Regions from separate parts of the Homo sapiens genome. Here regions 1, 2 and 4 are each linked to region 3. The links are chromatin loops, found by intact Hi-C in ENCODE. Cell type or tissue: heart right ventricle. All regions are shown on one strand. Region 1 has its middle 160 kb from the start of LYZL1. Region 2 has its middle 14 kb from the start of BAMBI. Region 3 has its middle 150 kb from the start of C10orf126. Region 4 overlaps LINC01517 (long intergenic non-protein coding RNA 1517).

What was found. Hi-C counts contacts between places; a loop is a spot of excess contacts. Peaks named below come from ENCODE experiments on the same cell type or tissue, not always from the same donor. Only the 100,000 strongest peaks of a DNase experiment are listed, where the experiment ranks them.
Region 1: a loop joins it to region 3, with 2.4 times the contacts of the local background. A loop is called at or near these places in 12 of 110 quality-filtered maps.
Region 2: a loop joins it to region 3, with 10 times the contacts of the local background. A loop is called at or near these places in 97 of 110 quality-filtered maps.
Region 4: it touches region 3 in a loop (4-fold over the local background); 9 of 110 quality-filtered maps call a loop at or near these places.

Annotation. Positions count from the first base shown.
Region 1 is chr10:29,129,221-29,131,720 of GRCh38, forward strand. No RefSeq gene overlaps it. Among named protein-coding and RNA genes, the nearest start is that of LYZL1, 160 kb to the right of the region's middle. In heart right ventricle, CTCF peaks have their summits at 1,084 and 1,289; no DNase peak of the experiment used is centred here.
Region 2 is chr10:28,662,553-28,665,052 of GRCh38, forward strand. No RefSeq gene overlaps it. Among named protein-coding and RNA genes, the nearest start is that of BAMBI, 14 kb to the right of the region's middle. In heart right ventricle, CTCF peaks have their summits at 1,469 (motif pointing right) and 1,684; a DNase peak (open chromatin) is centred at 1,479.
Region 3 is chr10:28,990,739-28,993,238 of GRCh38, forward strand. No RefSeq gene overlaps it. Among named protein-coding and RNA genes, the nearest start is that of C10orf126, 150 kb to the left of the region's middle. RefSeq lists an enhancer at 118-1,317 and a silencer at 1,062-1,356. In heart right ventricle, a CTCF peak has its summit at 1,190 (motif pointing left); no DNase peak of the experiment used is centred here; H3K27ac peaks cover 836 bases.
Region 4 is chr10:28,796,098-28,798,597 of GRCh38, forward strand. The region is part of intron 2 of LINC01517 (long intergenic non-protein coding RNA 1517); the gene reads left to right. Among named protein-coding and RNA genes, the nearest start is that of LINC00837, 1.3 kb to the left of the region's middle. In heart right ventricle, no CTCF peak of the experiment used is centred here; a DNase peak (open chromatin) is centred at 1,244.

The DNA.
Region 1 (2,500 bases), 140 kb after region 3:
AACTCCTGGGCTCAAGTGATCCTCGTGCCCTAGCCTCCTGAGTAGCTGGGACTAGAGGTATGCACCACCATACCCGGTTAAATTTAAAAAGTTTTTTTTTTTTTGTAGAGACAGAGTCTGGCTACATTGACCAAGCTGTTCTCAAACTCTTAGCTTCAAAAAATCTTCCCACTTTGGCCTCCCAAAATACTTACAGATAGCTACACTCCTGGCCGGGAATTCTTAATATGTTTGTAACAGAAGGAAGGAAATTAGGGGCATATTGGGTTTTGTTGTTATAGTTTGTCTGTTTTTTTAATTTAAGCTATGCCATAGAGTTTTGTGGACACTATGAAACTTAGGATCATTACTATGTATTTAACAGAGTAAGTGTTCTAACAGCGCAGTGGAGAATAATATTAATAGTTGTGCACCTCATTTCTGGACAAATCTGACAATAAGCTCATTGGATGAGTAGCAAAATCATAATCTCAGAAATTTCTGAAACAGAAGAGCGTACTATCTTTTGGAGAATTAACTTCATTCAGAGCTTTCATTTACATTCTTCTTATGTTTTTATTTTGCCTTTATATATTCTTTTGTAATTTACATATTCCTGTACGATCCTAAAATCTTTCTGAAACAAGCAAGAATATAAATTTATTATTTTGATAAGTGTTAGAAATTAATTTTTACATTTTTTTTTAAGAGACGGAGTCTCACTCTGTTGCCCAGGCTGGAGTGCAGTGGCATGATCTCAGCTCACTGCAACCTCTGCCTCCTGGGTTATAGCAATTCTCCTGTCTCAGCCTCCCGAGTAGGGCGAGGCTAATTTTTTGTATTTTTTTTTTTTTTTTTTTTTTTTAGTTTCATCGTGTTGCCCAGGCTGGTCTCGAACTCCTGAGCTCAGGCGATCCACCTGCCTCGGCCTCCCAGAGTGCTACGATTTCAGGCGTGAGCCACCGCATCAGGCCAATTTTTACCTAATTTTTTAAAACACAAAGTTATTCTTGTAACCATTGGCATTATAACTGTTAGCAAAAAGCAAGGGCTCCTCCTAGTGATACTGCAAGTCAGTGCAGCGTACTAATTCCAGGTGTATTTGTTTTCTTTGTTGTGTAACAAGTTCATTATCTTTAGTAAACACACACTGGAAATCTGTTGAATTCAGGGATCAATAATGAAGATGTGTATTTTAGGGAAACTGCAGTAATTCCTTCAGGCCACTAGGGGCCATTTGACTAAATTCTCTTCCCAGTTCAAAGGAAAGGTCCCCAGTGCACCCCCAGGGAGCAAAAATAAGGACCTCCTCCCATCCTAAGGTGGGATATTCTAAGGGTAGAATCAGGTGCATCATACTCAGCAAATCAGTATTTCTCTAATTTTATTACTTTTTGAAACCTCTTTAAAAGGAAAAAATACATGTGAATTCCCCAGTATTGACATGGGAATGGATTACTGTACAATAGTGATGCATGTATAAAATGATTGCTCTGACCATAATTGTCAACAAAAGTCGGTAGAATGAAAATAAGAAAGCTGATGTCCCTTTCACTACTACCTGCTGTGGTCAAATATTGCTTGCCTACTCTTTATCCTAAAAAAAGAAATGGGGCTAACATCCTACCTCCCACTTCCACCAAACCCTCCATCCAACAGCAATTTGTCCTCTTATGCAAGGTGAGAAGAATTGCCCCAGTTGTTCTGGAAAAAGTGTTCTTTTTTTTTTTTTCCAGACAGAGTCTCGCTCTGTCACCTAGGCTGGAGTGCAGTGGTGCGATCTGGGCTCACTGCAACCTCCACCTCCCAGGGTTAAACGATTCTTCTGCCTCAGACTCCTGAGTAGCTGGGATTACAGGCATGTGCCACCACACTTGGCTAATATTTGTATTTTTAGTAGAGATGGGATTTCACCCTGTTGGCCGGGCTGATCTAGAATTCCTGACCTCAGGTGACCCACCCGCCTCAGCCTCCCAAAGTGCTGGGATTACAGGCATGAACCAGTGCACCCAGCTAGAAAAGGTGCTCTTTTCTTTGTCCTTCCCTGCCTTTGTTCGCTTCCTAAGTGGTACCATTCTTGGCCAGGTACACCATTGTCTCTTTGAAGGTAATTAAACAGATTGTATAAGATGTCATTAAGTTTTATCACAATTGCACACAAGGACAGACTATTGGACACAACCACCTAAGTACATACGTCCTAGATACTTAGGTGGCCATGAAGCACAGGTCAGAGTCAGGCCAAGGTTCAGCTGACTGTAGGAAGGCCTCACCTTCCTTTTGATGCGGTTACAAGATGGTTCATTTGCTACCTTGCAGAAATAGCTTTGAAGAAAAGTACTGTAAGCTGCGTGGTTGTAATTGGATTTAAGTACTGTTGAATATAATATAAAAGTGACGCATCCTCCTAATAATTAAAGTTGTCATCTCCAGGTTTTATTCAACATTTGAATCATGCTCAAACTTGCAGACTTGACTTAAAGCTTAGATGCTTCATCTCCAAAAGAAGCTGGCCATGGAG
Region 2 (2,500 bases), 330 kb before region 3:
TGGCCAGGCTGGTCTCGAACATCTGACCTCAGGTGATCTACCCGCCTCAGCCTCCCAAAGTGCTGGGATCACAGGCGTGAACCACCGTGCCCAGCCTCATTTTTATTAATTAATTAATTAATTTTTGTTTGTTTTTTGAGAGAGGATCTCGCTCTGTTGCCCAGTCTGGAGTATAGTGGCATGATTATGGCTCACTGCAGCCTCAATCTCCATGGCTCAAGCGATCTTCCCACCACAGCCTCTGAGGAATTTGGGACTACAGGCACATGCCACCATTTCTGGCTAATTTTTGTATTTTTTGTAGAGACAGTGTTTCACTGTGTTGCCCAGGGTGATCTCAAACTCCTGGGCTCAAGTAATCCACATGCCTCGGCCTTCCAAAGTGCTAAGATAACAGGCGTGAGCCACCGCATCCAGCCCCCATCATTTAATTTAAAGAGTGGCTGATGTGGTCTCACATAGCTCTTAGCATCCGCATGAACTATATGATTAATATGATCAGTATAGACTGGGGATTAATGTAGAGTTAGAGGCTGATTTTTCCTGTTAGTCTCTTGGCTTTGGTCTCCAACTGGATAAGAGTTCCTGTTAATACAATGCTGTCAGTTTCAGTTAGGGACAAAAATTCAGTCGCCCATCATTTGGTGTTATATAGATCAGGAAAGGAGGGGATCATTTCTTAATTCATCTGTTTGGGGGCTTCCTGTTTGTTTGCTTTTTAAAGTCAGAGTCAGTCAAAAAGTTTGTATTCAAGACCAGCCTGGCCAACATGGTGAAATCCCATCTCTACTAAAAATACAAAAATTAACCAGGCATGGTGGCTAATTCCAGCTACTTGGGAGGCTGTAATCCCAGCTACTTGTGAGGCTAAGGCAGGACAATCACTTGAACCCAGGAGGTGGAGGTTGCAGTGAGCCAAGATCACACCACTGCACTGCACTCCAGCCTGGGCAACAAGAGTGAAACTCCATCTCAAAAACAAACAAACAAACAAACAAAAAGTTTCTAAATTTGTAGGGGAAAAAAAGGCCAGGTTTAGATCATAGAGATTAGGAATGATGCCTTGTACTGTTCAGTTAGCACATTTCCATTCAAAAATATTAAGACCCAGAAATGAACTCGGATGGCCCAGAATAGAAACTCTCCCTTCTGGTGGGTGGCACACACTCTTAGGCAAGGGTGATTTATTTAGAACAATGGCCACTGTTGCACTTCATGGCATATATGCACCTGCTGGAGGTAACACCACCTCTTCTCTGTCTTATGCACAAAGGGAATTTGGCTCATTATTGTCTGAAGCCTTAAAAAGACTCTGGGAACAGGGGTCACAGTCCTCTTTTACTGAGATCATTGCATGACATGGAGACAGAGTCATTAAAATATCGAGTCTAAATATTTCCTAGAACGACCTTGCTTCTTGTATCAACAGCAAACAGCAGCTGCTGTCTTCCCAGCTGAGCGCTGCTTCCCTCTCACCACAAGAGGGCGAGAAAGACCTGCGACAGGACCTCTCCCTCCCTGCGGGAGGATGGAAGAGAAAGCTCTGGGCTCCGTTAAGAGGGCATTTTATTCTCTGGAAAATAAAAGTAATAAGAGATGCCAAAGTTCCAGTGTTGGCTGAAGAAACAGTGGTTACCCTGGTGGGTTTTTTGTTTGTTTGCTTGCTTCCCCTCGCCTCAGTCTTTTAGAGCTTGGAACATAATTATTCTCTAGAGAATGAACACAGCATTATTATTTATTATTATTATTATTTAGAGACAGGGCCTCACTGTGTTGCCCAGGCTGGAAGGCAGTGGTTTGAGCAGAACTCATTGCAGCCTCGGACTCCTGGGCTCAAACAATCTTCCTGCCTCAGCCTCCCGACTAAGGGGCTACAGGAATGCACCACCATGCCTGGCTAATTTTCATATTTTTTGTAGAGAAGGTTCTTACTATGTTGCCCAATCTGGTCTTTAACTCCTGGCCTCAAGCAATTCCCCAGTCTGGCCTCCTAAAGCTCTGGGAATACAGGCATGAATCACCAGGCCTGGCCTGAACACATTATTTTAAGTAACTTGAATGATGTACGTGTAAGAATCCAAACATTTGATAAAAGAGGGTTTGAGGCTGGGCACGATGGCTCACACTGGTAATCCCAGCATTCTGGGGGACCAAGGCAGGTGGATCACGAGGTCAGGAGTTCGAGACCAGCCTGGTCAACATGGTGAAACCCCATCTCTACTAAAAATAAATACAAAAGAAATTAGCCGGGCATGGTGGTGCGTGCCGGTAGTCCCACCTACTGGGGAGGCTGAGGCAGGAGAATCGCTTGAACCTGGGAGGCGGAGGTTGCAGTGAACCGAGATTGTGCCACTGCATTCCAGCTTGGGCAACAGAGTGAGACTATGTCTCAAAAAAGAAAAAAAATAAAGAGGGTTTGATGGTTTGGAGCATAAGCTGCTTCTCTTGCTACCAGGCTATGTGATGTGCAGAAAACTTGGGAGGGGACTGGGGAGGACAG
Region 3 (2,500 bases):
TCACTGTTTTTGCAGGCTGGAGTGCAGTGGCATGATCACGGCTCACTGCAGCCTTGATCTCCCCAGGTTCAGGTGATCCTCCCACCTTAGCCTCTCAAGTAACTGGGACTACAGGCACGTGCCACAATGCCCAGCTAGTTTTTGTATTTTTTATAGAGAAAGGGTTGTGTTGCCCAGGCTGGTCTTGAACTTCTGGACTGAAGCCACCCTCCCACCTTGGCTTCCCAAAATGCTGGGACTACAGGTGTGAGCCACCACTCCTGGACTTGGGCCTGCTTTTGAATGATGCCAAGGCCGTCACGGTGGTCTCAAAGTCAAGCAATACAGTCAACCCAGAACCATGTTGGGCTCATCTGATCTTAGAGTCAGCCTCTCTCTGATACATTTAGATCATGTATTAGAACGGCAGCAAAAGGCACATGATTGTAGAGAGGGATGAGCTTTAACCAAGGTTAAAGAGCTTTGGCTCTTACTGGTGATGGTCCTGAAGTCAGTTATTTTGCCTCTCTTTGCCTCGGAGTTTCTTCATTTGCACAATAGGGGTAATGTTAGGATTAAAGGAGATAAAGTATGGGTCTAGTACATGGTCAATGATCATCAAGACGAAGGTTTTCTTGCAGAAATACAGGTCGGGCCCCTCAGCAGGGATTTGGCTGGTCCCACCTGATGTCATTCTTCCCACTAGTTTCAAACTGGGCTGCTCGCCTGTGGCCAGGGAGTGTATTCCAAAGCATTCCTGTTCGCCAGCTCAGGCCTCAGGGCTGCTGTGAAGCTGCAATTCCTTTCATGGAGCTCATGTGTGTGACAGGGTGTGCCCAGCTCTTAAAGTGCTTTGAAGAAAATGCCTTTGTGCTAAAAGCTCTATAAATATAAGGCGCAGACCTGGGCGTGGTGTTTCCAGAATACTCCCAATTTGATGTTAGCTGTCATCAAAGGCTCAGGTCATAGAAAAGTTGGAAATGGGGGTGGTTTGCCAATTCAGTGATTCCCCAAAGCAGAGATGATTGTTTTTTCTTTTTTTTTCCAACTTCCATTGCTTGATGGTACAAGGCCCATGTTGCCTTTCTTGTGTCCAGAACTACACAAACCTGATTTCAAGTATCCTTTTGAAGAATTACCAATTGCATACTCTCTCTCTACCCCTTTCTTCCCCACCCCACCCACCAACCATCCAGAGCCATCCAACAGCTCCTCCTGGTGGCCATTGCGGAGAGAGATTCTCTGATCACACACCTTTACCTTCAGTATGAATGTGCTTCATTCATTTATTCAACCACTTTTTATTGGTTAACTACTATGCACAAGGCATCTTGCTAGATGCTGGAGATACCAATAGAACAAATAGGGTTCCTGCCTTCATGGGGTCACAATTCTGTGAGGAAACAGACAAACAAGTGATTATAATTACACAATGACTGTGTCATAACAAAAGTATGTACAAGAGCATGGGGGAGGAGCAGGAAAGGAACCTAAGGCATGTTGATATTGAAGCTAAGAAGGCCACAACTTCAGGGCCTTCTCATTTGCATGGTCCCCTTCTGAGGCCATATCACATGTGCATATAACACACACACACACACACACACACACACACACACACACACACACATATTTTTTTCAGACAGGGTCTTGGTCTGTCACCCAGGCTGGAGTGCGGTAGCGATCACAGCTCACTGCAGCCTCAAACTCCTGGGGTCAAGCGATCCTCTCGTTTCAGCCTCCGGAGTAGCTGGGATAACAGGTACACACCACCACACCTGGCTAATTTTTGTATTTTTTGTACAGACTGGGTTTTGCTATGTTGCCAAGACTGGTCTCAAACTCCTGGCCTCAAGTGATCCTTCCTCCTCAGCCTCCCAAATTGCTGGAATTATAGGTCTTAGCCACCATCCCTGGCCTATGGTCATAGATTTTTATAAAATTTACAGGAGTAACCCATTTTGAAGGAATCAGTTAAGATTACACTTGTCTTCTGCACTAACACTTACTGTCATATTTCTCCTGTTATTGGGGGACATGGAAGCAGGAAAAGTTGTCTTTGGAACTGGCTTAGGGAGGGTTGAGTTGGGGATAGAATTCATTTGGGTTTAGTGAGGTTTTTTGTTGTTGTTGTTGTTGTTTGTTTTTTTTTTTTCTTTTTTTGAGATGGAGTTTTGCTCTTGTTGCCCAGGCTGGAGTGCAATGGCGCGATCTCAGCTCTCTGCAACCTGCCCCTCCCGAGTTCAAGTGATTCTCCTGCCTCAGCCTCCCGAGTAGCTAGGATTACAGGCATGCGCCACCACACCCGGCGAATTTTGTATTTTTAGTAGAGACGGGGTTTCTCCATGTTGGTCAGGCTGGTCTCGAACTCTTGACCTCAGATGATCGGCCCACCTCAGCCTCTCAAAGTGCTGGGAATACAGGCATGAGCCACCATGCCCGGCCCCTGGGTTTAGTGAGATATTTTTATGGGTTCATAGTTAAGCTATTGTCAGGCTTCCTTGTGTAGGAGCAGCTTCCA
Region 4 (2,500 bases), 190 kb before region 3:
ACATCCCTTGCCGTCTCATTCTAATTGGTTAGAACTCAGTCATATGACCACACTTAACGGCAAAAACGGATGGAAAACGGTTTAACTGCGTGCTTAGAAGGAGAGCAGAGGTTTTCCTAATCAGCTAGCACTCTCTTCCACAACCTACTTATTAGTTCAGCAAAATTATGGTTATTCTTTCAAGCCCAGCTTACATGTCACTCCTAGGATTATAAATTCGAATGTCCCCATGATATACTATTTTACGTTCTTTGCTTTTTCTAGTGCATATTACGGTATGATTAGTTATGGCATAAAAATCATTTTTTCCTCATCAATTTCTGGGACAGTTCCTGGTAGGTGGTGGGTATATATTTGTGAGAAAAAACAATGAGTAGTATTTAATTATATATTTAATATCATCTCATGAAAATGCCTCAAGGACACACTGAATTTTATTGTCGTTGTTGTTGCTCTTCTAGACTCTGGTCTACGCACCTGCACTAATACAAAAGTGAGCCAGAATTATTTGCAATTTCTGGCAGGACTCTAGCATCATCTGAGGCCTAGGAGAAAAAGGATGAAGTTCCTTTTAGAGACCTGCTTTCCCAGTCTCCCCAAGCCTCAGGCATCTGCCCTACAGGCTATCCACAGATTTGTTTTCCACCGGCTTTCCACACCCTCCACTTCCCCTCCCAGCACAGTTCCCTGTGGGCTCAGTGACTTAATCCTCCCACAGAAGATCTGCATTTAAAAGGGAGTGGGCTGGGCGCGGTGGCTCATGCCTGTAATCCCAACACTTTGGGAGGCTGAGGTGGGTGGATACTGAGGTCAGGAGTTCGAGACCAGCCTGGCCAATACGGCGAAACCCCATTTCTACTAAACATACAAAAATTAGCCGGGCGTGGTGACGGGTACTTATAGTCCCAGCTACTCGGGAGGCTGAGGCAGAAGAATCGCTTGAACCCGGGAGGCGGAGGTTGCATCGAGCCAAGATCGCGCCACTGCGCTCCAGCCTGGGTGACAGAGTGCGACTCCGTATCAAAAAAAAAAAAAAAAAAAAAAAAAAAAAAAGGTAGATGAGTGAGGAATCACTGGCTAGTTAGTTATATTGGGAAAGACCTAGGGGTCCTGATTTTAAAAAGGGCTAAAATGTTGCAGTTGTTTTTTCAAAAATCTACATTTGCAGGGTCTGATGTGGTGACTCATGCGTATAATCTGAACACTTTGTGGGGCTGACGTGGGCGGATGGCTTGAGTCCAGTGGGCGGATGGCTTGAGTCCAGGAGATGAAGTTTGCAGTGAGCTGTGATGGTGTCACTGCACTCCAGCCTGGGTGACAGAGTGAGACCTTGTCTCAAAATAAAAATAAATAAATAAATAAATAAATAAATAAAACCCTACATTTGCACTTTAGCATTTCCCTAGGAAACAAAAGTAATAATTAGATAGAAAAAAAGTCTGCCATGTAAAAATTCTGTAAAATTTGTAAAAAAAAAAATGGGGCTGGGTGCCATGGATTATAGCTGTAATCCCAGCACTTTTGGAGGCTGAGATCGGAGGATCAGTTGAAGCCAGGAGTTCAAGACCTGCCTGAGCAATATAGTGTGACCTTCATCACTACAATAAAAAGAAAAAAAAAAAAAAATCAGTCAGGCATGGTGGGATATGTCTGTAGTCCCAGCTACTCAGGAGGTTGAGTTGAGAGGATCACTTGCCCCCAAGAGTTAGAGACTGCAGTGAGCTATGATTCAGCCACTGCACTCCAGCCTAGGGGACAGAGTGAGACCCTGTCTCTGGAAAAAAAAAAAAAAAAAGGCAGAGGGGAGAGGGGAATTTTGTACCTTAGAAATGAATAATCTTTGGAACTCTGGCTATATCTATCACTGCCAAGGTAAACAGGGATAAGGCCAGGATGTGACTTTGATGCCTGGTGTTCTTATTAACCAAAATGGAGTAAGAATGAAAGTACTTTTGCAGCAAATGTTCAGGGGATTTGAGCACCCATTTAAGGCTGTAACCAAGCCAGAATTTCCTTTTTGAGGCTGGGCAGAATCTGGTCCAAAAACCATGAACAACAGGAATGTTTCTGGTAATTTTTCTCAAATCCACCAGAGGGTTCCCACTGAATTTTCTGACAAACTTAGCCTATACACTGCATCTACAAGACAAGGGAGCATTTATGTAAAGTGTTTCCCCCCGACCTTAGTTACTTTGACAATTCCAACCCTCACTTTCTCCTCTGCTCAGATTGACATCTGAGAAGCAAGACCACAACCGCATACCATTTTATAGATCAGCCTGATTAAAACCAGTTCTCCCTATAGGTCACATCATGTACAAGACACACGGTTTTTGTCAAGAGACCAGCTACCAGCAGAGAAGGTTTTGATGCTATTGCTAGTAAGAAATTAGTAACTAGATCCCTGGTCTCCTTTACGCCAACTTTATAATTATACTGTTTGAGTGGTAAACCAGATCTTTGCGCCAAGGGTAATTTAGAAATTCTAGATCTGTATTCT